Linked DNA regions of Homo sapiens: region 1 is linked to region 2. A link is a loop called in an ENCODE intact Hi-C map of the cell type or tissue named here. Cell type or tissue: Caco-2. All regions are shown on one strand. Each heading gives the region's core, and the rest is flanking DNA. Links, peaks and the distances in the headings are about the cores only.

Region 1 (15,375 bases), core at 6,155-8,654, 58 kb before region 2:
TGGAATTCAAGCTTGCTATTTGTGAAATAATTTGGTGCTCTTTTTCTGAAGTTAGTTTCCTTGAGATTTTTTGTTTTGAGGTGGAAGGAGGAAAGAGTTTTGCGCGCCATGCTTTGGGAAATTCACTCATTCACTCATTCTTTAACAATTGTTGATTAAACATCTACCATTGATTAGATGCTCTAATGACTCTGGGAATGCAAGCAGTGGACAATAATTTACCTTCTGGTTTCAGAGGAGAAGGAGTGCTTAGATAATGAACAAATAGACAATTAAGATGATGAAATATACTGAGAAGTATCTTCAGGAAAATAAAACAGTCATGTAATAGAAAGGGATGGTAGAAATATACCTTAGATTGGTCAAAAAGCACCTAGCTAACAAATGGCATTTATACTAAGGCATAAAGGCTGAAAAGACATGAAGGCAACATCTGGGGAAAAATAGTTGTGAGCAGAATGCAGAGGCTCTGAGGCAAGAGAAAGCCTGCCTTATTCAGCATAATTACCCAAGGCCTGTGTGGCTGGACAGGCCTTGAAGATGCCAGAGATGTGGGCATGGATTTGGTAAAGAAGATACCAGAGATGTGGGCATGGATTTGGACCAGTGAATTGACATAATGTGGTTTACATTTTTAAATGCTTATACCATGGAAACTGGAAAATAGTTATGCTATGCAAAACAGATCTTAGAGTGCAAGAGCAAAAGAAGGGGAACCAATTTGGAGGCTACTCCAGACTTATTCTAACTAATATAGAGATTAGAGTTAATATGGCCTAGTTTCCACCCCCAGACTGTAGAATTCCAGGGGCTTAGTGATAGATGGTGGTAGCAGGAACTAGATACAAATGGAAAGAATCAAAATATATTTTGGAACTAAGACCTATAGAAGTTGATGGTGGATTGGATGCTTGTGGAAGAGAAAGAGATGCTTGTGGAAGTGAAATGCAGACTAAAAGAGATAGTAAAGCATCTGTCATCCAAGCCAGCATGAAGTTTTATGCCCTGAACAAGAGACAGAGCCATAGACTATAGCTTCTTTGTTGGTGAAAGTCTTTTTGAGGTGCAATGGTGTGGTGATTAAGTGTACAGGGTCTAGAGTCAGACAGACCTGGATTCCAGTTATGTCTCCACCACTTACTAACCATATAACCTTGGACAAGTTGGATAAACTCTCATACCTAAGTTCCCTCTACTGAATATAGGGATAAAACTACCACATATTTAATAAAGTTGTCCTGAAGCTCAAATAAAATAATGTACATATCCCAGCCTCCCTTTCATCTGGGGTGGGTGGTGTCCAAGTGCTGGCCAATAGGACGAAAATGGAAGTATTATATAGCACTTCTCGGTACCTTTTATTTAAGGAGAACCCAAATGTACCATTTGCCTTTTTCTTCTTTGTTTCTGCTTCCATCTTGCTTTCTAGAACTCAAATGATGCTGTTTTTGGACAGGGAGGTCATGGACCAAGTACAAAGCGGCAAAAGGATGGAATTAAGGTACCTGACATTGTTGAACCCATGCCTGATGCCACATTAGCTCAGGACTACCTACATGGACATGTACGTGAAATACTACCCTACTTCCCCCTTATTTAAGCCTTTTTTATGGCGGGCTTCATGTCAATATCCCTCAGTCTGATCCCAACTAATATAAGCATTATAGTAAATGACTCCTAATTTGCATCCACGGGCCTGTAGTCTTGGGTTATGATCTCAATGGTAAAAATTAAAAGACAAAATTATAAAATAATAATATACATTTTAAAAATAGGCATTCCTATACATTGCCATTGGCAATTTTTCTAGAGGGTTTTGATTGCATTTATAAAATTTTCTACATGTACCTACTCTTTGACTTAGAAATTCCAGTTCCAGGCCGGGTGCGGTGGCTCACGCCTGTAATCCCAGCACTTTGGGAGGCTGAGGTGGGCGGATCACCTGAGGTCAGGAGTTCGAGACCAGCCTGACCAACATGGAGAAACCCCGTCTCTACTAAAAATACAAAATTAGCTGGGCGTGGTGGCACATGTGTGTAATCCCAGCTACTTGGGAGGCTGAGGCAGGAGAATCCCTTGAACCCGGGGGGCAGTGGTTGCGGTGAGCCAAGATTGCACCATTGCACTCCAGCCTGGGCAACAAGAGCGAAACTTCATCTCAAAAAAAAAAAAAGAAATTCCAGTTCCAGAAATATATAGGAAAAAAAAAATTTGGCTCCAAGAATATTCATTTATACATTGTTTACAATAGCAAATAACTAGGAATAAGTTATTGGCTTAATAAATGATATTATAACATAAAATGAAGCCACAAAAAAGTGATTTTATATAAGAATATTTAATAGAATATAAACTTGCTCACAATAACTATTGGGAAAAGAGTTATGTTTCAAATCTATTTGTTCTGTGTGATCCATGGTGTGCTGGGTGTCTGTGTGTGTAGGTGTGTGCATGTGTAGTGTGCAATTTCCTAGACACAGGAATATACAAAATTTTAGCAATGGTTTTCTTTAATTTGGGAGATTATAGATGATTTTGATTTTCTTCTTTTAGTTTTTCTGCATTTTTAAGTCAAATTTTTATTTAAAAATCTTAAATATTTTAAGATAGCTATAATAAATTTTGACTCTAATGATTCACTTTCATTTTGCTTTCAAACCCAGGTCTTACCTGAACTCAGCCCCTTCCTCCAGTATCTTGCTAAACATCACCAACAACATCAAATTACACTGATGATAATCTGTTTTTTACCCCATTCTCTACAGCTGCAGCCTCCATTGGAATGGGATTTGCTTTCCTAATTGTTGAGTTGTCTTAGGCACTGCATAATATGAATCCCTAGAATTCTAGCCTACTGATAATCGCTAAGCAACCACATATTTTAGTTATATTACAGCAGCCTCTCACTCCTTATTCCAATGTCTGTATTAGGCAGCTGGTTAATTAGTTTAATGGTTAATTAGTTAAATAAAACTGCAGAATTTTAGAAGTTTAACATAATCTTCTTCGTCTTTGTGTGTGTGTGAGTGTGTGTGTGTGTGTGTGTGCGCTTACCTAACAGTCTGATGCATATCGGTGCAGGCATTTAGGTGGCTCTTCTATTCTCTAAGACCTCAGAATTCTCTTTATTCTGGAATTGGTTGCATATGAAAGAGGAAGAATATGAAGGATCACGGAGGGAGTTTTTACGTGCCAGACCTAGATATAATGTGTATCATTCCTACCTGCATTTCATCACCTGGAAACCAATTTCATGGCAGCATGCAATTGTAAGGAAATTTTGGAAATATAACTTAGCTGTGTGTGGAGAAAGAAATGAAATTTAATAAATGTATAGTTGTTTCTACCACAATCATGCCTTTTAAAAAATAAAAGAGAATTTCTCATAGAAGAAATCCTCATATAAACACTGTAAACAATTGTCTTTCACATTTTCATGAGGAGCCATAATCCTTCATGGCTTGCACTTACCACTAGCAAAATATAAAACTGGGCTCCAACTAATGTCTTGCATCTGCCTCAAAAATGTATCGATTCAGATTTATATTAAGAGGAAAATCTGAGAGCCTAGTAATCCAATCAATCCCTTTTCATTTTATTGCCACAATCAGCTTAGATTAAAATTTGTAATTATACCAGTTATATCTGAGAGAAGTCAAGGAGGTGAACTTGGCTGGCTGTTTAGGTAAGCCTCTGGAATATACTAATTCAGAATTAAGAGTCTGTTTTTCAGCTTTTTAGGTCCCCAAACTTGAGCTTATCATTTCATCCAAAAGAGACTGACTCATTGTAACCAAACTCTCAAGAGACTGATTGATAAACCAGAATGTCACAGAGTAGAAATTGTTTTTCTGTAGGATGCTGTATTTTGATCCACAAGTTCTTTTAGTCAACCAAATTATAGATCATAAGGAGGCTCCGTGAATGTAAGACTGAATGAAAGAAAATGGAATAGACCTAAATTAATTTTTTTCTTTAAATTGTCATGACCTAATGACCCTCTTTCATTCCAGGGATATTTCCAGTGAAAGAAAGAAGAAAGCATGCTTTTCTCTTGACTGTGCAGAAAAAAAAACTATGTTTCTTTGATTCTCCATTTTACTAGATGCCATACCTTTGCAATTACTTCATGTGGAGTCTTGACCAAGATTCAGGAAATACTAGAACTTTCAGTCCCAGAAGGTTACTCTGGGCATTACTAGTCCCCATCATTATGAGTTGAGTTTTACTAGTTAATTTCAGACGAAAAATATTTGTTTTTCCCCAAATTCTGGGGTTACGTACTTTTACTACCTATGAACTGACAACTGTATCTTCAGTAATTACAATTTCCAACAAAATGTTATAGGAATAAAGAAAAGATGTTAGTTCATTATTCAGAGTTTATGTTTATTCCTTTAATAAAAAGAAATGGTCTGTATTTCTTCTTTTCACATTTATTTCCTCAGTTCAAACCTGCTTTTCAGGTTATCCTATGACTTGAAGTTGACTAATTTGTTCACCTTAATTAGTTGTGTTGCAATATATATGTAATTAGCTATTTGCATTGCAACCTGCACAAAATTATTCCTGTTCATAAACTACTGAGAGGAAAGGGGCTTAAAGTTCAAAGGAGTTTAATTATGGTCTTGTAACCATATAGAAAATATTTGAATGTTACATTGGCATTGGCTCTATTGCATTAAAAGAAGTTATGAATGACGAATTGGCAAAGATTTGCAAGGTGATGAGTTTAATCTTGTCTGTATAAACCTAGACAGATTTGTTTGCCTATAAAAACTGGTTCTTAGAAATCAGTTTGATAAGTGTCTCATTTCATTCTGGTCAATGAACTTAATAAACTGAAGGCCTTTGTCTTTCTTTTAGGGCATCATATGTAACTCAGAAATGTTAACACCTCTTTATTTCATTATATTTTTGTAGATAAAAATAATCTTGTAGCTTGAGCCACTTAAGATCTCCATTAAAGAGATCTTTAAAATAAACAGATACTTTGATTTAAGAAGAGCAATAGAGGGAGCCCATAACATTTATTTCAGTGTAGCACTAAAGAAAACAATACATTAAAAGCTGAAATCGCTCTGTTAAAGTGAAATACTTAATAAGCTGCAATTTTGGACCTAAGATGTAATACATGCTATATCCTCAGGGGCTGGCATTCTTTAATGGCACACCAGGTTTTCAATTAATCTTTCTGGTGAAGGTTCTGTGCGTGTAAAACCTCCTGCCTCCCAATTGCTACCCCTTTTAAGCCCTGTATTTACAACCACCACATCCGTAAGCTGTTAGGATTTCAGCCAGTGGTTCTTAATCAAAGAAGCACATTCGTCAACCCAGGGAATTTTTGAGTATTGATTTTTAACTTTAAATGTGTCACACTTTTGTTTTGTACTTTTAAAATAGCTTTATAATTCACATACCATAAAGTCTACCCATTTAAAATACAGGTTGGCTAAGTTTACTCAAGCGAGGTTTTCTAAATTTGTATAGGAATGCAATTATCACTATGTCTCCCAAAATGATCCTTAATGCCTGTTTGTAGTGGACACATGGGGAGCTTTAAAAAAAAAAGAAAGAAAGAAAAGGTCATACCCTGCAGACAAATATTGTCGGAGTCTCTTTGACTACTAACACCAATCTTCCGTCATTGCTGTTACAAAACTCCCCAGATAATTTTGACATAGGTCAGTGTTGAGATACAGTGATGTGGACAAAACTTCATAGAAAAGATGAAGATCTGGAAAATGCAAATGTAACCTTTTACTAACCAAGAGATCACCTGGCTTAGACCAAATGTTGTCACAACAGCAGCAGCAGCAATAACAAAGGAGGCCTTTAGAACATTTAGAGAATGGTGGTTTTCTGATCCTGGACTTTTGTTCCTACTGTTTCCTTTGCCTAGAATCTCCCCTCCTTCTTCCTGCCACTCTCTCCATGCACACCTAGTTCGCCTAATGAATTCAGACACAACCCCCAGAGAACTTTAATTGCTGTCTCACCTGTGTTTTCATAACTCTTTGAATAAACATCTATTATAGTCCTTATTGCATTGTGCTGTTTCTTCATATTCTGACTTTCCCATTTTTCTGAGAGCTCCTTGAAATGCAGAGGCCATGCCACATTCATTTGAGTATCTAGACAGTGTCTGGCACAAAGCTGACTCCCAAAAAGTGTTTGTTGAATTCGGAAATAGAAGAGGTGCTTTAATAAACTATGAAGGCCGGGCTCAGTGACTCACGCCTGTAATTCCAGAACTTTGGGAGGCCGAGGCAGGCAGATCACAAGGTCAAGAGTTCAAGACCAGCCTGGCCAACATGGTGAAATCCCATCTCTTCTAAAAATACAAAATTTAGTTGGGCGTGGTGGCAAGCTCGTATAATCCCAGCTACTCGGGAGGCTGAGACAGTAGAATCACTTGAAACCAGGAGGTGGAGGTCGCAATGAGCTGAGATTGCACGACGGCATTCCAGCCTGGGTGAACAGAGCAAGACTCCGACTTGGGAAAATACAAAAAAACAACGATGTAAAGGGTAGGCAGTGATTTCCAACCTTGACTGGAAATTAGAATCCACTGAGGAGCTTTTCAAAATCCCTATGACCAGCTCACACCTACAACCAATGAAATCAGAATCTCCAGGGGTTGGACCCAGCAGCATATGTTCTTTACATCTAATTCTAATGTGCAGCTGAAATTGAAAATCAAGGGCATAAAGCCACAAAGGATGGTCCAAAATTTTATCCTTGACCAAAATATCCTGGCTCTATTGCCTAAAATATTTAAATTATTTGCTGTTACATTGCTTGGAAGGAGCTCAGAAATATATGTGAATTAACAGATAGCTGTTTTTAAAATATATGAAAGCCCCTATGATACTCAAGAAAGAACTGGCCATTCATGTAAGTCACTGAAGTTTTGATTATGATTACTTTCCTTTTGACATTTTGTTTGAAGAACCATTATGAAATAGGAATCTTGATTTGGGTAGAACATTGAAAGTGTCAAAACAGAAATTGTATTGGACAATGTTAAACAGGCAAGGAAGACTCTATTCAACATTATTCCAATAGCGGAGAGGGGCCAGAACTCAATCCAAACTCAACACCACTGAAACAAAGGACAGTAGGATTTCTAAGTGTTGGAAGTGAGAGGGAGTGTATAAGTTATATGTGTTTACTAATTGGTTTTACTCAAAAGAAAAGTAAATTTTCCCATATCTTTGTGACAGGATGCAGTTTCACAACTTGGAGGAAGGTACCCACCAAAGTTATGAAAGATAGAGTGACTATCTGATTTGCTGATTACATTTCAAAGACATGGCTCAAAGGTTCTTGAGAAATACATTCGTAAGTTTTAAAACTGACAAGAGACTGATTGAAAGATTTATATTTCAAAGGGGCAGGAAAATATGTTACAGGTTTTCTAAATATGCTGTACAAAAATGGAGGTCAGGGGTCTAGTGTCAGGGAAGAAGCTGATCTAAAGTTTAGTCAAGCTGGGGAATGTTAAGGCAGCCTTGGTCAAAGTCAAATAAATAGGTAATTTTGAAGAATGTAGATGGGCCAGAAGGGCTATCAGAGAAATTCCTCAACAATGAGCTTGGAGCAGCAAAGCTTAGCATGAGCGTATTCAATCCTTGAGAGAACCGAAGAGGAAAGTTAGAAAAGGCCTGGAGATAATTAAAGTATTTTGCAGATTTTCCTTGCATAGTCTGGTTTATATCAGGAAATTAAAAAGGAAACATTTCTTTCTGTACTTTCTTCCTCCTAAAGGAACTCTCAGATCCACATTCCTACGTAAGATGTGGAACTATATATTGTCATACCATATAACAACCATGCACATAAGTTAAAATGCAAAAAAATTACAAGCATATATATGTGTATTTTTTAAATAATCTGGAAGTTTACATATGTACATGTAGCTTCTGGCAATGAGACTTGGACTGGTGTTGAAGAGGACTTTAGTGATATCTATAGTATTTCATCAAAGAAACAAGAGAGGCCGGGAATGGTGGCTCACACCTGTAATCCCAGCACTTTGGGAGGCTGAGGTGGGCAGATTGCTTGAGTTCAGGAGTTAAGGCCCAGTCTGGGCAACATGGCAAAACCTATCTGTACAAAAAATACCAAAAAAAAAAAAAAAAAAAAATTAGCCGGGCATGGTGGTGTGCACCTGTAGTCCCAACTACTGGGGAGGCTGAGGTGGGAGGGCAGCTTGAGCCCAGGAGGAGGAAGTTGCAGTGAGCCAAAATCTCGCCACTGCACTCCAGCCTGGGTGACAGAGCGAGACCCAGTCTCAAAACAAAACAAAACAAAAAAAAAACAAGAAACAAGAGATTAGAGGCATAAAATCCAAAATGGTAACTGTAATTCATTCTGAATTTCTGAACGGTAAGATAATATGAATTTGTTTTATGGACTTTGTATTTTTCTAGATTAGTTAAATTCCAAAAACAAAATAAAAATAAAGACAAATGTCACATGGTGGGTCTAAGCCAGGAGTTTAAAAGAAGGAGAACTCACTGTCAGGGTGATCAAAGACCTTCAGGTAAAGGAAGAAGCAGGATTTGGGAGATGGGTTCAATATCCATAGGCAGAAATGGATAAGCACGGCAATTTAGTTGGAAGGAATCACCCAAATCAAAAAGACAGATAATAAAACCCAATGTCAGTATGTATCCAAAAATGAGTAAATTTGTAAATCAAAATTTGATGCCAAGAATAAAGAGATTTCTATTTATAGTATCATGAAGAACGTTCAGATCCAGGGGGATGCAGGTAGAATTTTCTAATATAGCCTTTCTGTTGATATTGTTGCTAAATTATAGGAAACAAAAACTTGGACAGATAATTACCATCTTAGAAGCCAACCTAACCTCAAAAGGCATCTAATCAGACTTCCTATTACAGAAGAGGAAACAGAGGTCCTCAGAATTTGAAGTCACCAGTGGTCAAGTCCAATCCAGACTCAAGCACTGGCTACCGCATCGACATCATCAGAACACAATTCAATAGAGCTAATCAAGTGTTGACTTTCTTTGATAGTAAAACAGAGTGTCCACTTGACATGCTGGAACGTAGGGAGAATGGGGAGTAAAAAGTATATGCTGGAGATAGTACATCTTAAAAATTAACACAAAAAGAACACAGACACTTGTGTAAATTCATTTTTGTTAAACTCATTTTATTTTAACCTGTTTTTATGCAGAGAAATATTTTCCAAAATATCAAATGAATTTTAGCACAGATTAAACTATGTAAATCAAGAGCATTTAAAAGGATAATATAAGCTGTCTCTGTTAGCATTTGTAAAAGCTGGTTTAATAAAAGGTACACACACATGAAAACATTGTCAAGAATTCTTACAAAGGGCATATGCTAATGATGGCAAATGGATTTTGTACAAAATAATAGCCTATCAAGGGACAATGTAAAGAACCACTCAGAATCTAGCAGGCTAGTAGAGTACACTGCACATAATAATTGCCCTTTTATAAGAAAAGGAACATAGCAAAATTTGAAATTGTAAAGGAATTCATCACCAGCCTTCTTTAACAATAAGCTTCTCTAAGGCATTTGAAATAAACTTTGATTTATGGAACTTCAATAAACACATCATTTTTAAGAAACATCATTTTGGTGAACAGAATAATACATATTTGCCTTGCTCTGCGCTTACTGTGAGTTCAGGAATTGTGTCTTCTACATGACAAATGATTCAAATTAGTCTGAACATGAAACATGATAGCCTGGGTGGATTTAAATAATAGCAATAGTCAATGCCAGCAGGTGCCAGCAGAAGCAGTTTCAGATACAGCAAGGGAGTCAGCCTCTTGTGGGGGTCTGGGCAGCCCTCCTTTCTGCCTCTCAACTCTGCCTGCCTGGCCGACAAAGGCAATAGTTAGGATGTTTTCTAGATTCTTCCCTTTACTTTGTTTTTGGTTTGGTTTTGTTTTTTTGACCCAGGGTCTAGCTCTGTCAGCCAGGCTGGAATGCAGTGTTGTGATCACTGCTCACTTCAGCCTCAAACTCCCTGGGCTCAAGTGATCCTCCAGCCTCAGCCTTCCCAGTAGCTGAGACTATAGGCAAGTGCCACCACACCTTGCTAATTTTTAATTTTTTTGTACAGACGGAGTCTCACAATGTTGCTCAGGCTGGTCTCAGACTCCTAGGCTCAAGCAATCCTCCTGCCTCAGCTTCCCAAAGTACTAAGATTATAGGCATGAGCCACCACACCTGGCCTGTTTTTATTTTTAATGTGTAGTTATAGTTTAAAGGAAGACTCATGTACACGCTTGTCATGGTTAATTTTATGTATCAACTTGGCTGGGCCACAGTACCAGATATTTGGTCAAACATTATTCTAGATATGTCTGTGAAGGTATTTTTTAGATGAGATTAACATTTACATCAGAAGACTTTTAGAAAGTAGATTATCCTCTATAATGTGGGTGGGCCTCATCCAACCAGCTAAAGACCTTAATAAGCAAAGGCTGATCTTCCCCTCCTCCTATCCGCCCCCCGGCCCCACCCGCAAAAGGGAGAATCCTGCTGGCTGACTGCCTTCTAATTGGAACTGCCACATCAACTCTTCCCTGGGTCTCCAGCCTGCTGGCCTGCTCTGCAGACTTTAGATTTAATAGCCCCACAGTGTTGTGAGCTAACCTAAAAATAAATATTTCTCTCTTTCTTTTCCTATACTGACACATACACACACGCACACATTCACACACATCCTGTTCCTTCTGTTTCTCTGGAGAACCCTAATACACCACCACTGAGTTTAAGAAATGGTAGAACATTGGCCAGGCATGGTGGCTTATGCCTGTAATCCCAGCACTTTGGGAGACCGAGGCAGGCGGATCACAAGGTCAAGAGATAGAGACAATCCTGGCCAATATGGTGAAACCCCGTCTCTGTGAAAAATACAAAAATTAGCTGGGTGTGGTGGCGCGTACCTGTAGTCCCAGCTACTCAGGAGGCTAAGGCAGGAGAACCACTTGAACACAGGAGGCGGAGGTTGCAATGAGCCAAGATCACACCACTGCACTCCAGCCTGGCAACAGAGCAAGACTCCGTCTCAAAAGAAAAAAAAAAGATGACGAGTTAGTGGGTGCAGCGCACCAGCATGGCACATGTATACATATGTAACTAACCTGCACAATGTGCACATGTACCCTAAAACATAAAGTATAATAAAAAAAAAAGAAAAAAAAAAAGAAATGGTAGAACATGACCAGCACCTTTGAAGTTCACTGTGTGCCCCTCCATGGCACACAGGAGATCAGTATGAATTCCATGGCCCTAGTGACTTTCTATTGTTATATTTCCATGAATGAACATCCTGATAATGGAACTTGATCAGCAAAATCACTCAAAAAGGAGATTTGACACTTCACCTAGTAGATGGCAGGGATATCACTACATTCAGCATGGAAACTTGCACTAGACTTTTTATAAGGCAACTAAATGAACGGAGTAATATCACTTCCTATTGCAATTTAAGTGCTGTTTCATCTGTCAGACCAAAAATACATCAGGTAGTATAGCCTATCCAGGTCAGGGATCTTCTGAAGAGCTCAGGACCCGCTGACTGACCCCATTCCTGCAGAGCAGTAACATTCCTGCCAGCATACAACCTAAATTGTTGGATGGAGCTCTGTTCCTTCTCATTTTTCTTGTCATAACAGGGAAGACTTGGCCTTGCACAAACTCTTGAATATATACCATCCTTTCCACACTCACTGCCAGTTTCTTGTTTCAGGCCTTCGTTTCATTTCACTCACACTGCAGTGCCACACTACCCATTATTTTAGGTTACTTTATTACAGCCCTGGTCGGACCACAACTCTCCTTCTTGAAAACCTTCACAGTGGAGCCTTAATTTTTGTTCTTTCCTTCTCTACAATATTCTGACCACATAAATATTTTTAAAATTCCCAGATATGCCATATACTCTAACATCTTTGTGTTTTTCTTCTTGTTTCTTGTTTTTAGCCAGAAGCTTTTCCTCGTTTTCTCCATCAGGATATTCTTGCTCACATTTTAAGGCCCATTGAAATGACAAATCCTATATAAAACTTCTGCTAGCCCCTCTGAAACTTCACTTTGAACTTTGAAATCATTAGTTTCTCTTTTGAAATTTTTGCAAGATTCTGTTAAAGATACTGAACTGAAGAGTGAAATATTTCAAAAAATGTATCTAAATGGGAAACAAATAAGTAAAGAAAAAATGTATTGCTATATAATTGGCTTTTAGCAGTAATACTATCAGGGGATCAAAGTGCCCGGCTAGACTTATCCTTAAAGGAATACATGCTTCATAACTGTTGATTCCAAGTGGCCAATTATCAGATACTGAGGCACTTATGAAAACAAAATAAAAACCTTACCACCCCGACACACACATACTCTTTACCATCCCCATCAGGGTCAGATCCAGGGACTGTTAGCAATAAATTATTCTGCAGGTAAGCAATAATCAGGACAATTTAAAAACTTCTGTCTTCCAGTTGTTCCACCCCAAACCTTGGAATTATCCCTGATTCCTTTCTTTCTCTTGTAACTCACACACAATTTACAAACAATCCTATTAGCTCTACCTTCAAAATATATCCAGAAGCTGACCACCACCCTCACAGTTACAATTCTAACCTAGGCCAAAATCACCTCTCCCCAGGATTGTTAAAATCACCTCTTGACTAGTCTCCCAGCATCAACCATGCTCCCTACAGTTTATTGGCAACAAAAAAAGCTAGAGGGATCCTGTTGGAACACAGGCCAGACGGTATCAGTCCTCTACTCAAAACCTATCTACATATTTGCAGTATACACAGGGTAACATCCAAAGTCTTCCATGACTTTATGGCTCTGATGTCACTTTTACTACTTCCCACTGACACCTCCACATTGTTCCCCCATCACAGTGCCCTGGGCACGCCAGTGCTTTACTGCCTCTCCAGCATAGCTGGCACACCCTTGCCTCGAGGCACTGCATGTTCTCTTTCCCTGAAATGCTCCATCCCCAGACACCCTTATGGCTCTCTCGCTCACCTACTTCAGATCTTTGCTTAAATGTCACATTCTTGGTAAGACCTTCCCCAAATCAAAAGCTATCCCTCTCCCCTACTCTGGCACTCTCTCTCCTCCTCACCTTGCAGTGCTCTTCATAGCACACATTGCCATTTGTTATATTAAATATTTTACATCCATCCAATAAGGAGCAAGGCTTTTTGTTTGTTTTGTATATTCCCTGCGCCCGAAATGGTGCCTGCCACATATTCAGTGCTCTATTAATATTTGTTCAATGAATAAGTGAATGAACAAAATATACAAAGTTCTGGGTACAGAGGGGTTGAAACTGAAGACTTAATTCACTTTGGTCCAACTTTTTCTAGTGATTGTAGAATTGATTTTTAATCCACATATTTCAAATTCTTTCTGCCTTCTAAGGTTGCTTTATCCCTCAAAATTCAAATAAAATAGCTAGAACTTCCTCCTGATTACAAGATTCACAGAGAAAGGAGGGGTTAATCATTTCCTAGCCAGAATTTGTGCTTCCTGTGAATTTTTGTTGTTGTTGTTGTTGTTGTTGTTTTGTTTTGTTTTTTGAGACGGAGTCTTGCTCTGTCGCCCAGGCTGGAGTGTCGCAATCTCGGCTCATCGCAACCTCCGCCTCCCGGATTCAAGCAATTATCCTGCCTCAGCCTCCCAAGTAGCTGGGATTACAGGTGCCCACCACCATATATGGCTAATTTTTTTGTATTTTTAGTAGAGACAGGGTTTCGCCATGTTGGCCAGGCTGGTTTCGAACTCCTGACCTCAAGTGATCTGCTCGCCTCAGCCTCTCAAAGTGCTAGGATTACAGGTGTGAACTACTGCGCCCGACCTTCCCATGAATTTTTAATCCTAACTGGTCATATAGCCTCCAAGTTTGCCATCTTTTCTCTGGCCTCTTCCTCTCAGGCAGACATTCCTTCCCAACTTTCCCGACCCAATTGATAGGGGCAGTGGTCAGAGCAGACTTCGTTACAGGTTGGAGGATAATACAGCAGAGAGATTTTAGTACTTTTTCATGTGCTAGCACTCATGAAAAATGATACCTGTACAGCCTCATGAAGTAAACTAACTGATCTCTGTGGGGCTTGGTATAAAGTTTCATTGTGTTTTCCTTGTATTACAGAATTGTTAAAAACTAAAATTTGAAGTATTGAGAAAAATATTAAACTTTGAGTTCATATACAATATCCTCATAAAACATTTAAAAATTCTTATCTTTTGCTTGCTTCAGTGAACATTTTTTCTTATATGTTTTCTAATTGAGATATAACTTACATACCATAAAAATCACCCCTTTTAAGTGGTTTAATTTCAGAACATTTTCATCACACCAAATAGAAACCCTGTACCCCTTCACAGTCATGCTCCATTCCTCTCTTCCCCCAGCTCCTGGCAACTACTACTCTACTTTCGATCTCTATGGCTTTATCTATTCTGGGAATTTCATAGAAATGGAATCAAACAATATGTAGACTTTTGTGTCTAGCTTCTTTTTGGGTGCATTTTCATATGAGGTTTTATGCTTAAAATGTCTAGTTACAATTTTTGATACTTTATAATGATTCATTCAAATTCTTGATAATTACTCTCAATGAGAAATTCTGTTCACTCAAATATGTGACAAAAGCTTATGAATGACTTTTACAACCATACCAGACTGTGCAATAATTGACATTATACCTAAAGATGCTAATAGTCCTTTTTTTTATTAGTTGAACCACATAAAGCTATCATTTTTATGTCAAAACTGGTTGAATATTGGCAGTCACAATATTCCAACTAATATTTTACTGGGTAATGTAATACTGGAATTCCTTGTGATAATGTGAATGGATTTTGAATCCAGTTCAGTTTTTTATGCCAAGCTTTTATTTGCAGAACATACTGTGAAAATAAAGAATAAAGATATGTGAAAATTAAGACAGCTGCATGGGACCTGGGGTGTCTAGAGCTGTGCTGGCCCAGTCTCCTCGCCAACCCCACTGAACATTCTCTCGGCCACTTGTTGTGCTCTTCGAGAGCCTGGAACACAGGCTTCTTCATCAGATCCATGAGTTTCTTATCCATGGTGGGCTCCAGACACCCCAGGTCCCATGCAGCTGTTGCAGAGGCTGATAGTGTTATCTTGCACTGTACCCATAGCCTGTTGCCTGAGCTCTGATTTGTGAGGAATACAGCACCATAGAAAGAGAAAATAGCTTAAAAGTGAAACTTTTAAGATATTACTTTCTGAAAGTCACTCAGCCAATACCTATTCAGGGAATTGGTCATGGGTCTTATTCCACATTTGATGCAAGATTACATATCATTCCTTAG
Region 2 (15,375 bases), core at 7,514-10,013:
TGCCTGGCCCCTTTGAGCATTTAATAGATTAAAATTTACCCTAATACTTAATATATACTTTAAATTATACGCTAAAAAATTTTTTAAAAAAAACATTGTATGTATTTTTCACTTGATATTCTTTTTTTTTTTTAACTTTTTTTTAATTACAGGAAAGAGAAAAAATACATTGACCGATGCTGGAAAGACGTTACTGTTGGGGACTTTATTCGCCTCTCCTGCAACGAGGTCATCCCTGCAGACATGGTACTACTCTTTTCCACTGATCCAGATGGAATCTGTCACATTGAGACTTCTGGTCTTGATGGAGAGAGCAATTTAAAACAGAGGCAGGTGGTTCGGGGATATGCAGAACAGGTAAGTCATATGTTCTCAGTTAGTGGCTTATTAACATTTTTTTTCAGAAGATGACTGAGCTCATTTTCACATTACAGATAAAGAGATTTTTAATTCATTTTCACCAGGATGAAATAGAATCCCAGAAGGTTTCATTCACTTCCAGATATGAGTGGAAGTATACTCTTTTCTAGATAAGAGGATAAAATGACTTCAGAATTTACACACTTTAGTGTAGCACTCATATTTTTGAGAATGGAATTAAAGGAACCTAACAGAATTATTTTTCTTAAACTTAGACTTTGTATCTTATTTTTAGTTATCATTATTTCTAAAATCTGTAATTACTTATATACCAAAGCTTAAAACTTTAGCAGCTTTTCATGCTACATAGCTTTTAGACGCTTCTCAGTATTGTGCAGACGGAAACAGAAACCTTGAAGTTATATTGACATAGGTTTAAATGAATCACAACTCTGCTATTAATTTACTGTGAGACTTTGGACAAGTCATTTAAACACTTTATGCCTCAGTTTTATTATCTTAAAATGAAAATGATGGTATCTACTCTATAGCATTGTTGTAGGATTCAAATGAAATAGTACATATGTTTTCATATGTATTATTTGAATTTCACTATGTATGAAAACAGCATATATAGTGTCTAAATAGTTTCCCTCCCCTTTCTCTGGAAGCATTTGAGATGAAGTATTTTACAATTTAATGATTTTTGTTGTTGTTGTTGTTTTGAGACAGAGTCTCGCTCTATAGCCCAGGCTGGAGTGCAGTGGCGCAATCTCTGCTCACTGCAACCACCGCCTCCTGTGTTCAAATGATACTCCTGCCTCAGCCTCCTGAGTAGCTGAGACTACAGGCACGTGCCACCATGCCCGGCTAATTTTTTGTATTTTTAGTAGAGACACGGTTTGACCGTGTTAGCCAGGATGGTCTTGATCTCCTCACCTCGTGATCCATGTGCCTCGGCCTCCCAAAGTGCTGGGATTACAAGAGTGAGCCACTGCGCTCGGTCTATTTTTTTTTTAACCCAAACTACTGTTAAGTCAGGGTTACTCCGTCTTACACTTAGAAACCAAAAAAAGTGGTTTAGCCTACTAATACCTTTATCTTTGGTAAATTTCATCTTGTCATATTGGGCCCACCTCTCTACCTATGGATTTCATTTAGATCCTCTGTGATTGATATGCCTCCTAGACTACTGTCATTGTCACTTCTGTAAGTAGTCTGGTACCAAAGACATTGGTAAAAATCCTGCACTACTTAACGTTCTGTTGTACCACTACACACCCACTATGAGTATTAATCAGCAATTAATATTTGCATTAAAAGTAATGGCAAAAAGCATGACTACTTTTGCACCAGTCTAATACTAATCAGCACACTGTGCATTCATTAAGGGTGAATCTGGTGACCTCGATTGTAATCCTGCTCTAAACACTTTCTTGTTTTGAGAACTTTGGCAAATTACTGATCCTCTTTGTGTCTCTTTCCTCATCTGTTAATTAGACCCAATTATTTTAGTACCTACCTCATGGAGTTGTGAAGAAGAAATTAGCTAATATATTTAAAGTGCATAATAGATTTTAGTGCGTCGAAAGAACTCCATGGATATTGCTCATTAGAAAATAAATCATATCATATAATTCACATTTTCATGTTTCCTATTATATACTTATTAATTATGATATATCAATATCAATAGCATTTATCTTACTGGTCAAATGGATATGAAAATAAAAGTAATGAAATAAGGTTGATGTGGCTTGTTTCAGGGGAATCCATACCTTAAAGGAGCTATGTCCTACAAAGGCACTTTGCTTATTTGTTCATTGTTTTCATAAAGAATTCTGAAATTATCTGTCTGATCCATTAGAAAATATTATAGATATTGATGTCTAGTTTATTTTTAAATGTTTTATTTATAAAATTTGGCTGAGATCAAATGCATATATTCTCGGAGTGTTCACATATACATTTAATCTCAAAAACCACTTATGTGATTAAAGACCAACAACAAAAGTATTTTCAGTTTTTCAGTGCTTTATTGATAAAAAGGTGTTTATAAGTATAAGCTCTCTTCTGGGGAGTCCTGTGTGGATTTCGGTAAATGACTCAGTCATTCCCATCACCTGCAGATGTTTAATAATGCCCTAGGACCATTCTGATCCCAAATATGGATCACATGATTATGCCTCTACTTTCCTTCCTTTGGGAAATTCATGATATGAACTTCATTGCAAAAAGGCTTAGCATTATTTTAAGAATTGATGAAAGTGATAAAACACTTCAATATTAAGGGTTTAACCTTGAATTCTTATTTTGTGATTCAAAAAATATTTTTAGGACTCTGAAGTTGATCCTGAGAAGTTTTCCAGTAGGATAGAATGTGAAAGCCCAAACAATGACCTCAGCAGATTCCGAGGCTTCCTGTGAGTAATACATGATGAACATTTGTGGGTGTAAGTGGAATTGTGTGTTGCAATCGTACTTAATTTGATAAAGTGTTTCTGTGCTTATACCCTTGTTAAATCACTAAAGGTCGTAACTTTAGCCACCTACTAAAATAGTTTGGCTTATTTTAATTATTTAATAAGTATTTATACACACACACATACACATATAATATTCATTCTGGAGGTATCTTGTGGCATCCATATCCCCTTTGCCAGGGCAGCTAGAATTTGGGGTCCTTACCTAATTTCAGGCATCAGCCCATGAATGCTCTATGGCCTTGAGCCAAGTTATCTACCCACTTTGATCCTCAGTTTCCTGATTTTTAAGAGAAGACAATTAGACCTACTTCACAGTGTGAGAAGAGCAAAGTTCCCAAATCATTTTTTGAAATGAGAATTATCCTGATACTATTACCTTGATACCAAAAGCATATAAAGACATTTAATAGAAGACCAATATCCTACATGAGCATAGATGCAAAAATTCCACACAAAATTATAACAAATCAAATCCAGCTATGTATGAAAATGATAATATATTATGACCCAGTGGGACTTATTCCCCAAAAATCAGGTTTGGTTTAACATTAGAAAATAATACAATGTAATTCACCATTCTGGTACTATATTAACAAACCATATTAAACAAATCAAAAGGGAAAAACTAGGTGGTCATCTCATAGATGTAGAAAAAGCATCTTACAAAATCTAACTTTCATTCCTGCAAACTAGAAGTAGAAGGGAACTTAATCTGATAAAAGGCACCCATGAAAAACCTAGAGCCAGCAGCATATTTAATCATGAAATACTTCTCCCCTGAGATCAGGAACAAGACAAGCTTACACTGGAAGGTCTAGCTAGTGTAGTCAGGCAAGAAAAGGAAATGAAAGATATCAAACAAGAAAGAAGTAAAACTATCTTTTATTCACAGATGGTATAATGTTCTTTGTAGAAAATCTGATGAAATCTCCAAAAAACTACTAGAAATAATGAGTTTAGCAATGTTGTAGAAAACAAGATCCAGATACAAAAATCGATTGTATTTTAATATGCTAATAATTAGCAGATATTGAAATTTTTAAACATACAATTTATTATAGCATCAGAAAAATGGAATGCTTAAGTATAAATCTGACAAAAAATGTGAGCTACCTGTACACTGGACCACTAAACACTAGTGAAACAAAATTGAAGAGCTACTTAATTGGAAATCAGTTTCCCCCCAGATTTATCTATAGAGTCAGTGAAATCCCAATCAAAATCTCAGCAAGGTCTTTAAGAAATTGACAATCTTATTTTAAAATTTAAGTGGAGATGCGAAATAACTAAAGCAATTTTGAAAAAACAAGAAAAAAGCTAGAAGGCTAAAACCACATGATTGCAAGATTTATCAGAAAGGTATAATAATCAGGCCAGTGTCATTTTGGCATAAAGATAGATCAGGAGATCAATGGAAGAGATTATAGAGTCTAGAAATAGACTGACACATTTATGGACAACTGGTTTTTAACAAAGGTGCAAAGACACATAGATGGAGAAAGGTTATCGTTTCAACAAACAGTACTGCAACAATGGGGTATTTATATTTTCAAACGTGAACTCCAATCCATACCTCTCACCATTTACAAAAATTAACTGAAAGTGAATCCTAGACTTAAATGTACATCTACAGTTATGAAAACTTTCAGAAAAAAAATGGTGGAAATCTTTTTACTTTGTATTATGCAAAGATTTCTTAGATACAACACCAAAATCACAATCCATTAAAGAAAAATAAAAGAACTCATCAAAATTTAAAATTTTGCTCCTCCAATGATACTGTTTTTACAATGAAAAGACAAGTCACAGACAGGAAGAAAATATTTGCAATCCATGTATTTCCTATAGGACTTATATTCATAATATATAAAGGAATCTCGAAACCCAGTAATAAAACAAACAATACAACTTTAAAAATGGTCAAAAGACTTTGAACTGATGTATTTGACATATGAATGGCAAATAATTTTGTGAAAAGATGCAGGTTAAACCACAGAGCTTTACCTGCTACAATTAAAAAGATCAAGTGTACCAAGTGTTGGCAAGGATGTAGAGGAACTTGAACACTCATATGCTACTGGTGGGAATGTAAAATAGTACAACCACTTTGGAAAACAATTTGGAAATTTTGGAAAAAGCTAAGCATATGCCCATTATATAACATGGCCATCCCACTCCTAGACAATTACCCAAGAAAAATGAAAATATTTGTCCATTCTATGACCTGTATACAATGCTCATAGCAGCTTTATTTGTAATAGCCAAAAACTGGCAGAAACCCAAATGTTCATCAACAGATAAATGGATAAACAACTCAATGAAGTTTGTTAAAATTCTAGGAAAAGTAACAGTGCGATGGAAGGAAATGTAGAATATAATAGTAGCATCTTTTAATTTTATTTTTATAGGTTCAATGGTCTTTGTGCAGATTTATTACATGGATATGTTGTGCAATGGTGAGGTTTGGGTGCCTAGTGTACCCATCTCCCGAATGGTGAACGTTGTTTCTAATAGGTAATTTTTCAACCCTCATGCCCCTCCCACCCTCCTTTCTTTTGGAGTCCCCAGTGTCTATTATTTCCCTCCATGTGTCCATGTATACCCATTCTTTAGCTCTCACTTATGAGTGAGAACATGCAGTATTGATTTTCTCGTTTTGAGTTAGTTCACTTAGGACAATGGTCTCAAGCTCCATCCATGTTGCTGCAAAAGTCATGATTTCATTGTTTTTTATAGCTGAATAGTAGTCCATGGTGTGTGTGTGTGTGTGTGTGTGTGTGTGTGTGTGTGTGTGTGTGTGTGTGTGTGTATATATATATATATACACACCACATTGTCTTTAATCATCCATTGATGGACACTTAGGTTGATTTCATTACTTCACTGTTGTGAATAGCATGATAAGAAACACATAAGTGTGGGTGTGTTCTTAATATAACATTTTCTTTTCCTTTGGGTAGATACCCAGTAGTGGGATTGCTGGGACAAATGGTAGTTCTATTTTTAGTTCGTTGAGAGGTCTTCATACTGTTATCCACAGGGGTTATACTAATTTACATACACACCAACAGTGTATAAGCATTCCTTTTTCTCTGCATCCTTGCCAACATCTGTTATTTTTTTACTTTTTAGTAATAGTCATTCTGACTGGTGTGAGATGGTATCTCATTGTGGTTTTAATTGGCATTTCTCTGATGACTCGTGATGCTGACCATTTTTTCTTATGCTTGTTGGCCTCTTGTATGTCTTCGTTTGAGAAATGTCTGTTGATGTCTTTTGTCTACTGTTTTGTAGTTGTTGATTTGTTTGAGTTCCTTGTAGATTCTGGATATTGGTTCTTTGTTAGATACATAGTTTGCAAATATTTCCTCCCATTCTGTACATTGTCTGTTTACTCTCTTGATTGTTTCTTTTGCTATGTAGAAGCCATTTATTTCAATTAAATATGATTTGTCTATTTTTGTTTTGTTGCATTTGCTTTCGAAGTCTTAATCATAAATTCTTTGGTTAGGCCAATGTCCAGAAGAGTTTTTTCTGGGTTTTCTTCTAAGATTTTCATAGTTTCAGGTCTTACATTTGAGTCTTTAATCCATCTTGAGTTAATTTTTGTAGATGGTGAGAGGTAGGGATTTAGTTTATTCTTCTACATATGCCTAGCCAATTTTCCCAGCGCCATTTATTGAGTAGGGTGTCCTTTCCCCATTGCTTATTTTTGTCAACTTTGTCAAATATCAGTTGGTTGTAGACATGTGGCTTCAATTCTGGGTGCTCTATTCTTTTCCACTGATCTATGTGTCTATGTTTTTGTAGCAGTACCATGCTGTTTTGGTTACTGTAGCCTTGTAGTATAGTTTGAAGTCAGGTCATGTGGTACCTCCAGCTTTTTTTGTTGTTGTTCTGGATTGTTTTGGCTATTGTGACTTTTTTTTGGTTCCTTATGATTTTAGAATTCTTTTTTCTAATTCTGTGAAAAATGACGTTGATATTTTATAGGAATTACGTTGAATCTGTAGATTTCTTTGGGCAGTGTGGACATTTTTAACAATATTGATTCTTCCAATCCATGAGCATGGGATCTTTTTTCATTTATTTGTGTCATCTACAGCTTCTTTAATCAGTGTTTTGTACTTCTCCTTGTAGAGATCTTTCACCTCCTTGGTTAAACGTATTTCTAAGTATTTTATTTTGTGTGTGTGTGGCTACTGTAAATGAGATTGAGTTCTTTATTTGGTTCTCAGTTAGAATGTTATTGGTATATAGAAATGCTACTGATTTTGTGCATTGATTTTGTGTTTTGAAACTTTACCAAAGTTGCTTATCAAGTATAGGAGTCTTTTGGAGGACTCTTTAGGGTTTTCTAGGTATAAGAACATGTCATCAGTAAACAAAGATAATTTGACTTCCTATTTTCCAATTTGAATGCCTTTTATTTTTTTTCCTCTTGCCTGATTGCTCTGGTTGGGACTCCAAGTACTATGTTGAACAAAAGTGGTGAGAGTAGGCCTCTTGTCGAACCGGAACAACGGTTATTAGGGGGAATGCTTTCAACTTTCCCCCTTTTTTTATGATATTGGCTGTGAATTTGTCATACATGATTCTTGTTATTTTGAGGTTTGTTCCTTTGACACCTAGTTTGTTGAGGATTTTTATCATGAAAGGATATTGGTTTTTATCGAGTGTTTTTTCTACATCTATTGAAATGATTATGTGGGTTTTTGTTGTTGTTGCTGTTGTTGTTCTTTTTGTTTGTTTGTTTGTTTGTTTGTTTTTCGAGACAGTCTCACTCTATTTCCCAGGCTAGAGCAGAGTGGTGCGATCTCAGTTCACTGCAACCTCCACCTCCTGGTTCAAGCAACTGTTGTGCCTCAGCCTCCTGAGTAGCTGGGATTATAGACACGTGCCACCATGCCTGGGTAATTTTTGTATTTTTAGTAGAGATGAGGTTTTGCCATGTTGACCAGTCTGGTCTCTAACTCCTGGCCTCAGGTGATCTGCCTGCCTTGGCCTCCCAAAGTGCTGGTATTACAGGCATGAGCCACTGCGCCCAGCCTAGTTTTAGTTTTTAATTCTGTCTATGTGGTGAATCACATTTATTGATTTGTATATGTTAAACTATCCTTCTGTCTCTGGAATAAAACCATGTGATCATGATGGATTATCTTTTTGATGTGCTATTGGCTTTGGTTTGCTAATATTTTATTGAAGATTTTTGCATCTGTATTCATCAGGGATATTAGCCTGAAGCTTTCTTTTTTGTTGTTGTTGTGTCCTTGCCAGATTTGGGTATCATGGTGATGCTGGCTTCATGGAATGAGTTAGGGAGCCCCTAATCTGACTCCTCTGACTTGTTGGAATAGTTTCCGTAAGATGGGTATCAGCTATTTTTTTTTGCACTGATGAGAAAATTTGACTATAAATCCATCTGGCCCTGGGCTTTTTGTTGTTGGTAGGTCTTTTATTAATGATTCAATTTCATTTCTTGTTATTGGTCTGTTCAGGATTCCATAGCATCTGTAAGTAGCACTGGATACAGACATCTGATAGGGTAGGGACAGGGAGGGAACCATGCAGTGGAAAGAGGGAAAGGCTTAGTCTTAATCAGGAGATAATGCTGGAATTAAATCTTCAAGAATGAGAAGATGCTAGGCAAACAATAAAGTGAAAAGAATGGCTGGCATTTCAGGCTGAGGGAGCAACATAGGCAAGAGCACAGAGGCCCAAGACTACAGTGTATTTGTATTGTTCTATGTGGCTAAGTATGTCTGGAATGTAGGTGAGCAATAAGGCAGATCATGAAGAGGCCAGAGCCTGAAGGGCCTTGTGTATTTTGTTAAAAAGAAACATTTATCCTGAAGTTATTGGGGTTAGTATTAGAAAAGTCCTTCCATGGAAATTTTAGATGGTCTTCATGAAAAGAAGTTAGGCAGCTGCCCCTCTCTCATCAGAAACATTCTCATAAGCCATCTCTTAGGATGAGTCCTTTTCAAGGATCATTTCCTCTAGCTGCTGACTGTGAATAAAGTTTCCTCTTGTAAATGTCAGAATCAGGGGCTGCCATTTTTTCACCTGAGGTCAGATCTGTCTTAGGGTGCAGCCTATTCAGCTGTCCTCTTCCCACAGCTGGGCACGCTGACTCCCTGATGAGCTCAGACTTGCCCCTAGCAGGATGTATTTGGTTTATGCGGTGGAGAGAACAGGAAGGAACTCTAGTCTACACTCTGTGGTCTGGAGCATATAGCACTCTGCAAAGAATCTGGCCCAGTGCATGTAGTTAGATTTTTAAAAAACTGTATGAGAACACTGTTGCCACAGAAATTCTGATCCTGTGTCCCAATTCTGATAGTTTGTCTAGTGTCTGAGACTCCGGCTCTTGCTACCTCAGAACTGTTTGCTCCTGTATCATCTTGACAAGTAGTTCAAAATTTCTGGGAGTGGAGCCATGGCCTACTTTTGTCAGCCTCTCTTTTCACCCTTTGGATATGGTTCTTCTTAATAGACACATTCGAGCATCATTTGCTGTGCTGGGCACTGAGTCTTGTTCAGAGCACTTACCTAGTTCCAAGGCCCTATTAGCTTTCTGCCTATCCAAATTGTCACTTTTCCCTAGGTTTCTGGGCAACATGTTTCCCTGCCCTTTGATTCCCACTTGTGATGGCTCCTCTGATATCCGTTTGCTTTGAAATTTGCTGCTTTATTTTCTGACTATCATGACCTGACTGCCAAAGTGGCCTCCCTTCTGGAATCCTCAGATTCTGCCTTCACTAGTGATTGGAGGGGCTTTTGTCTACTCTATTCATGTCCATCCTGAGAGCTGGCCTCAGCCATTGGCAGGGAAGCATTTAATAAGAGAATCAGCCTAGGTAGATACAGTGATTTTCTGTGGAATTATTTTAATACACTAAACTGGCTCCTTATTCTTTTCCTGCTTTGTGGCCTGTTTTCAAAAATTAAGCACAAATTGAGATGCTTAAGCTACCTGTCTATATGACACCTTCTTTGATCTTCATGCTCTAAGGTAGAACTGACATCCTCCCTATTTGTGACTACACTGTATGCTGAATATCAGATTCGTATCATACTATCATATTTTTACTACTCTTACATGTTTCTACCTGTATTACCTCCTCTTAGACCACGGGAGTCCAGACTGCATGTTTGTTTTTCTATTTCTAGCATCTGGGTTGGAGCGCTGGGCACATAGTAGATAGATGTTTCATGGAAGCTGTATGTGACAGCCAGTGCCTCATACAAAACTCTGAAGGTACCATACCGTAAGTGCCAATTATCAGACACAGGTAAAATACAGGACATTTTTGGAATTTGCAGTAAGTGCAATTAATATAGAAGCTGAACTTTGTCTAATGGTGGTACCTCAAAGTGATTTAATGGTGAAAAATAAGGATTTCAGGGGAAAAAATCTTAATACTTTCTGAGGAACTTTGGAATTGATGATTTCATGTGTTAAATTCTTTCCTATAAGGACTCTAGGGATAAGAAAAAAAAAATGCCACATTGCTGAGGACTGGCTGGTGCTTACTTGGGAATGCTAATATGCAAATGTGAATGTTGAGACTTCATTTCCTCATCTGTAAAACGAAAAAGCTGAATTAGCTTAAACTCAAGGATGCATCTGGCTTTTACCATCTCTTCGTACACAGGCCTGTGCATGTGCAGGAATATAAACATATATCTGTTAGAAGAAAGTGCTTTACAATGTATGGGAGTGAAATGATAAATCTGTCTTTCTCTTTCTTTGTAGTATGAAACCTTATTTGAATAATTTTTATTTTATTTTAATTGTAATTTCATATAGCAAGGTTATATTAACAACTTTTATATATGTAAGGAACAAGCAGTGACTTGTAAATTGAAGTTTATTGCTAGAAAACAACCTAATTTTCATACTGAAATTAAAAGGACAGTTTCAAAATATGTGAAAACCATTACTGTTGCTCTGTATTTTTGCCACTGTAGCAATTTAGTCAAGTAATTACTTCAATAATTTTTAAATTATTTATTACAGAAATTTTCAAACACAAAAAAGTAGAAAGAAAAGTATAACGAACACCCATGTGGCGTCACTCAGCCTGAGCTATTTCAGTTTTTCCATCTTTGTTTCCACTTCCACTTCCTTTCCTACCCCTCCACTGTGTAATTTCACTGTAAATACTTTACTATATACTTATAGCAGATAAGGACTTAAATGAGTCACAACCACAATACCATTATCACACCTGACAAAACTTAACCATTCCATAATATCATGTAATACCAAGCTTTTGTTCAAATATCTACAATTGTCTGAAAAATGTTTTCTAATAGTTGTCTTATTCTAACCAGGATCAAAACAAGGTCTACACTTTGCATCTGGTTGGTATGTCTCTACATTTCCTCTCCCAATAAATTGAGTCATTGAGCTTACAGAATTGATCACATTCTAGATTGAGGTGACTTCCCCCTCCTTGGGTTGGGCTTCCCCTCCATCGTTCATTTTCTGAATAAACCAGGTCATTTTGCCTGCAGAATTTACCACGTTTTAGAACTGGCCAACTGCATTCTTGTGGTGATGTTTAACATGTTTCTCTGGCCATCTTATTCTCTGTAAACCATCAAGGGACATTTAAAGAATCTGATGAAACAAACAGAGTCTCTCCCTGGAAAATAGCAAACATGTATACACAGATACATACATACACACACAAAATATTGCATACAATTTCAAAGGCTTCACAGATCCTCTGAAGCCACAGACCCCAGACTGAAATGCCTAATAGAGGTTTGATTAAGCGCCTGTAGGGCCATGACTTTCTTTCCCATAAATCATGAGGCCCACGATGTCTCCTTGTCCCATTGTAAGATTAGTGTTATCAGCCTTATCCTATTATTATAAAGTTCCCATCAGCCTTTTTAACCATTGATTTTAGCAGCCATCGCTTATCATTGCCTAGAATGATTCTTGATTTCATCCAAGTCGAAAATGATAATTTTTAAATTCTATCAGGATTTCTTCCCTCATCAATTACTAAGTTATCCTAAATACAGTTTATACTAGAAAAGCAGGATTCTTGCTTGGAATATTTTTTTATAGTAATAGAAGTTGTCAAACAATGACTACCATTGAAAATAATGATAGTTGGAAACTTGTTGCATCTTTTCCTAGACAAAGTAGTAACTGATTCACAATAGCAAAGACACAGAATCAACCCAAATCCCCATCAGCGGTAGAATGGATAAAGAAAATGTGACTTATGTACACACCATGGAATACTATGCAGCCATAAAAAGGAATGAGATCATGTCCTTTGTAGCAATGTGGATGGAGCTGAAGGCCATTATCCTAAATGAACTAATGCTGGAAAAGAAAACCAAATATGACATGTTCTCACTTATAAGTGGGAGCTAAACATTTAGTACATATAGACACAAAGATAAGAATAATAGACACCAGGGCCTAATTGAAGGTGGATGGTAAGAGGAGCATGAGGTTCAAAAAACCACCTCTTAAGCATGATGCTTATCACCTGGGTAAAGAAATCTGTACACCAAAGCCCTGCAACACACAATTTACCTACATAGTAAACCTGCACGTGTACCACCTGAACCTAAAAGTCTAAAAAAAAAAAAAGAAACAAAAAACAAAGCAAGTAACTGCAATAACCAAAGTAAATGGGCCAGAGATTTGAAAACTTTCTTGTGAAATGCCTTTTTACTCCAAGTCAAAAACATTCAAGGGCCATGAGATTTATTTTTATATCCCCACTTTTGCTGTTTAAAAGTGAATTTATATGCTGTCTTTCTTATAGAGAACATTCCAACAAAGAACGCGTGGGTCTCAGTAAAGAAAATTTGTTGCTTAGAGGATGCACCATTAGAAACACAGAGGCTGTTGTGGGCATTGTGGTTTATGCAGGTCGGTTATGTTTCTAATTTTCATTGTCTACTCTGTGCTTTTCTACAAGTTAACATTTTTCATTTACTCAAAAATGCAATCTGTTGAAGCAGAAAGGAAATTTTGCCTGATAAACTTAATTATTGGTCTCTGTTTTTCTAAATGGATCACAAAAGCAGATTGAACTGACAAAATAGATCATGTAACTGTGTTTTATTAAATTGTCTGCAAGAGAGATTTTTAAATATGGTATTCGCTTCTTGGCTTTAATTTGTACATTTTCTATCATACTGCACATCCTTCATAGGCCATGAAACCAAAGCAATGCTGAACAACAGTGGGCCACGGTATAAGCGCAGCAAATTAGAAAGAAGAGCAAACACAGATGTCCTCTGGTGTGTCATGCTTCTGGTCATAATGTGCTTAACTGGCGCAGTAGGTAGGTAAAATTTGATTATTTGCTGACATCTTTTCAGCAAGATATTAAAGTATTTTATTTCAAAATTATATCTGTGAATATTTGACTTTGGTAAGGTGGATTTTGTCAGTAGTGTTTTACCTCATATCCTTGTCTCTTTCATCCTTTAGCCTGAAAAATATTAATATTGACTCTATCCATTTACGTTTTGCCATAGTACTGAAGAAACCTGGAGAGTGACTTAAAGAAAGAGAGAGAGAGAGAGAGAATGTATAGCCTTTTGAATTTGAATTTTGTTTCCAAAAACAAACAGTTGATGTCCAACCAAAATGAATACTCTCATTCCTTCTCCTTTAGGAATAAAATTTTTTGTTTGCATGCCATATATTTAGCATCCTTTTGATGTCTGTGTATTTTTTGAAAGGTCATGGAATCTGGCTGAGCAGGTATGAAAAGATGCATTTTTTCAATGTTCCCGAGCCTGATGGACATATCATATCACCACTGTTGGCAGGATTTTATATGTTTTGGACCATGATCATTTTGTTACAGGTAATTTTTTATCAAGCTTATGGTAGAATTTTAACATCTTTGCTGCTTATCCAGCTATGTTCAGTTTCACATCCTTTTTTAACCTACGTTAACATTTTAAAACTTGTTTGGATCTTCTTAGGTCTTGATTCCTATTTCTCTCTATGTTTCCATCGAAATTGTGAAGCTTGGACAAATATATTTCATTCAAAGTGATGTGGATTTCTACAATGAAAAAATGGATTCTATTGTTCAGTGCCGAGCCCTGAACATCGCCGAGGATCTGGGACAGATTCAGTACCTCTTTTCCGATAAGACAGGAACCCTCACTGAGAATAAGATGGTTTTTCGAAGATGTAGTGTGGCAGGATTTGATTACTGCCATGAAGAAAATGGTGAGTGTTGGATTTCCGTGAAAACCAACCTTAGCATTGGTCTTTTTTTGAAACCACTTAAGTGTTGGATGTCTGACAATTCTGACATAGAAGTGGTTTATTTAATCATTGAGTACTTAATGCTTCCAGATGGCCTTTAAACTTCATTGTTGTTCCTTCAAAAGCTAGTAGGTTAAAGTCAAGGAGTCTACTGCCATGGTTTCTTTAAAAGTGAAGTAAATTACTAGTGGAAGTAAAGGGTGGGAATTGGAGGGATGACAATGATACTGTACTATAAATACTTTCGAAAAGCTGATGAAACTATGGGCCATTTCTTTGAAAAATATTTTGGAAATAATTCCAAAGGCATTACAGGCTCCTTCTAGCCTCATTGTTTGGCCCCTAGGTATCCATTGGTGCTTGATTAAGAATAACTAGTTTAAGCAAAATGAGCTGAACTTCTGACTCTAAAGAAATAAATTTGTAAATTCCAAGTTTACAAAATTCTTTAAAGAGTTGAACTTTATTAATTTTGCAGTTTATAAAAGAAATATGTGCTCCTTTGAAGATAATTCATTGAAGTGAACAAAACAAATTAAAAGCCCTACTCTCCCAAGGTTAACCACCATTAACAATTTGGTGAATATGTAACCAGCTATTTCTTTATGCATATTTCTCTATATGTGAACATATATTTACACATTTTCCCTTTTATGAGTTAGAACATGTAATAGTACTATTTTTGTAAATTGTTTATTTTATTCAACAATGTCTTATGAAATTTTTCCTAAGTCAGTTCATAACTTAAAATTAAGAATATAGTTTTCTACTATATGTGGTCAAACTTAGTTTGCTATGCTTAATGGTGGCCACTTAGTTTGTTAATATAAAAGCACTTGTAGTTAACGTCACTTATTCATTCACCAAACATTTTGTGAGCTCCCAATATGTGGCATGAGTCCCTGATTGCATGTAATTTAGATTTATGACAAGAAGATAGATAAACAAGATTAAAATTATGATAAATAAAATTCAGCATTCATTATGCATCTTGGTACATATATATTTATTCAATTGTTTTTATAAGACACATTTTCCTCTAAAATATCATGCTAATTTACATTCCTACAACCCAGAAAAATAATGCTTCTTTTTCACACCCAGCCATAATGTAATGAAGTTACACTTTTTAATCTGTGTGATTTTTACAGACAAGTTAGCACTTCATTGTCTTAATTTGTCTCTGCTTAGTGATGAGATTTTTACCTTTTTATATGTTTTTCAGTCATCTGAATTTCCTTGGTAAATTAATTGAAT

Evidence for each region. A loop is a pair of places that touch in the nucleus more often than their neighbours do. Peaks named below come from ENCODE experiments on the same cell type or tissue, not always from the same donor. Only the 100,000 strongest peaks of a DNase experiment are listed, where the experiment ranks them.
Region 1: it touches region 2 in a loop (7-fold over the local background); 15 of 110 quality-filtered maps call a loop at or near these places.

What each region holds. Positions count from the first base shown.
Region 1 is chr4:47,466,060-47,481,434 of GRCh38, forward strand. LOC107986277 (a long non-coding RNA gene) reads left to right here. Exons shown (of 3, transcript XR_001741683.3): 2 at 1,457-1,564; 3 at 4,014-4,420. Among named protein-coding and RNA genes, the nearest start is that of COMMD8, 10 kb to the left of the region's middle. In Caco-2, for the core only: no CTCF peak of the experiment used is centred there; a DNase peak (open chromatin) is centred at 7,502.
Region 2 is chr4:47,522,860-47,538,234 of GRCh38, forward strand. It overlaps ATP10D (ATPase phospholipid transporting 10D (putative)), which reads left to right. Exons shown (of 23, transcript NM_020453.4): 4 at 153-357; 5 at 2,698-2,783; 6 at 12,650-12,756; 7 at 13,043-13,174; 8 at 13,578-13,705; 9 at 13,827-14,079. Among named protein-coding and RNA genes, the nearest start is that of ATP10D, 45 kb to the left of the region's middle. In Caco-2, for the core only: no CTCF peak of the experiment used is centred there; a DNase peak (open chromatin) is centred at 8,552.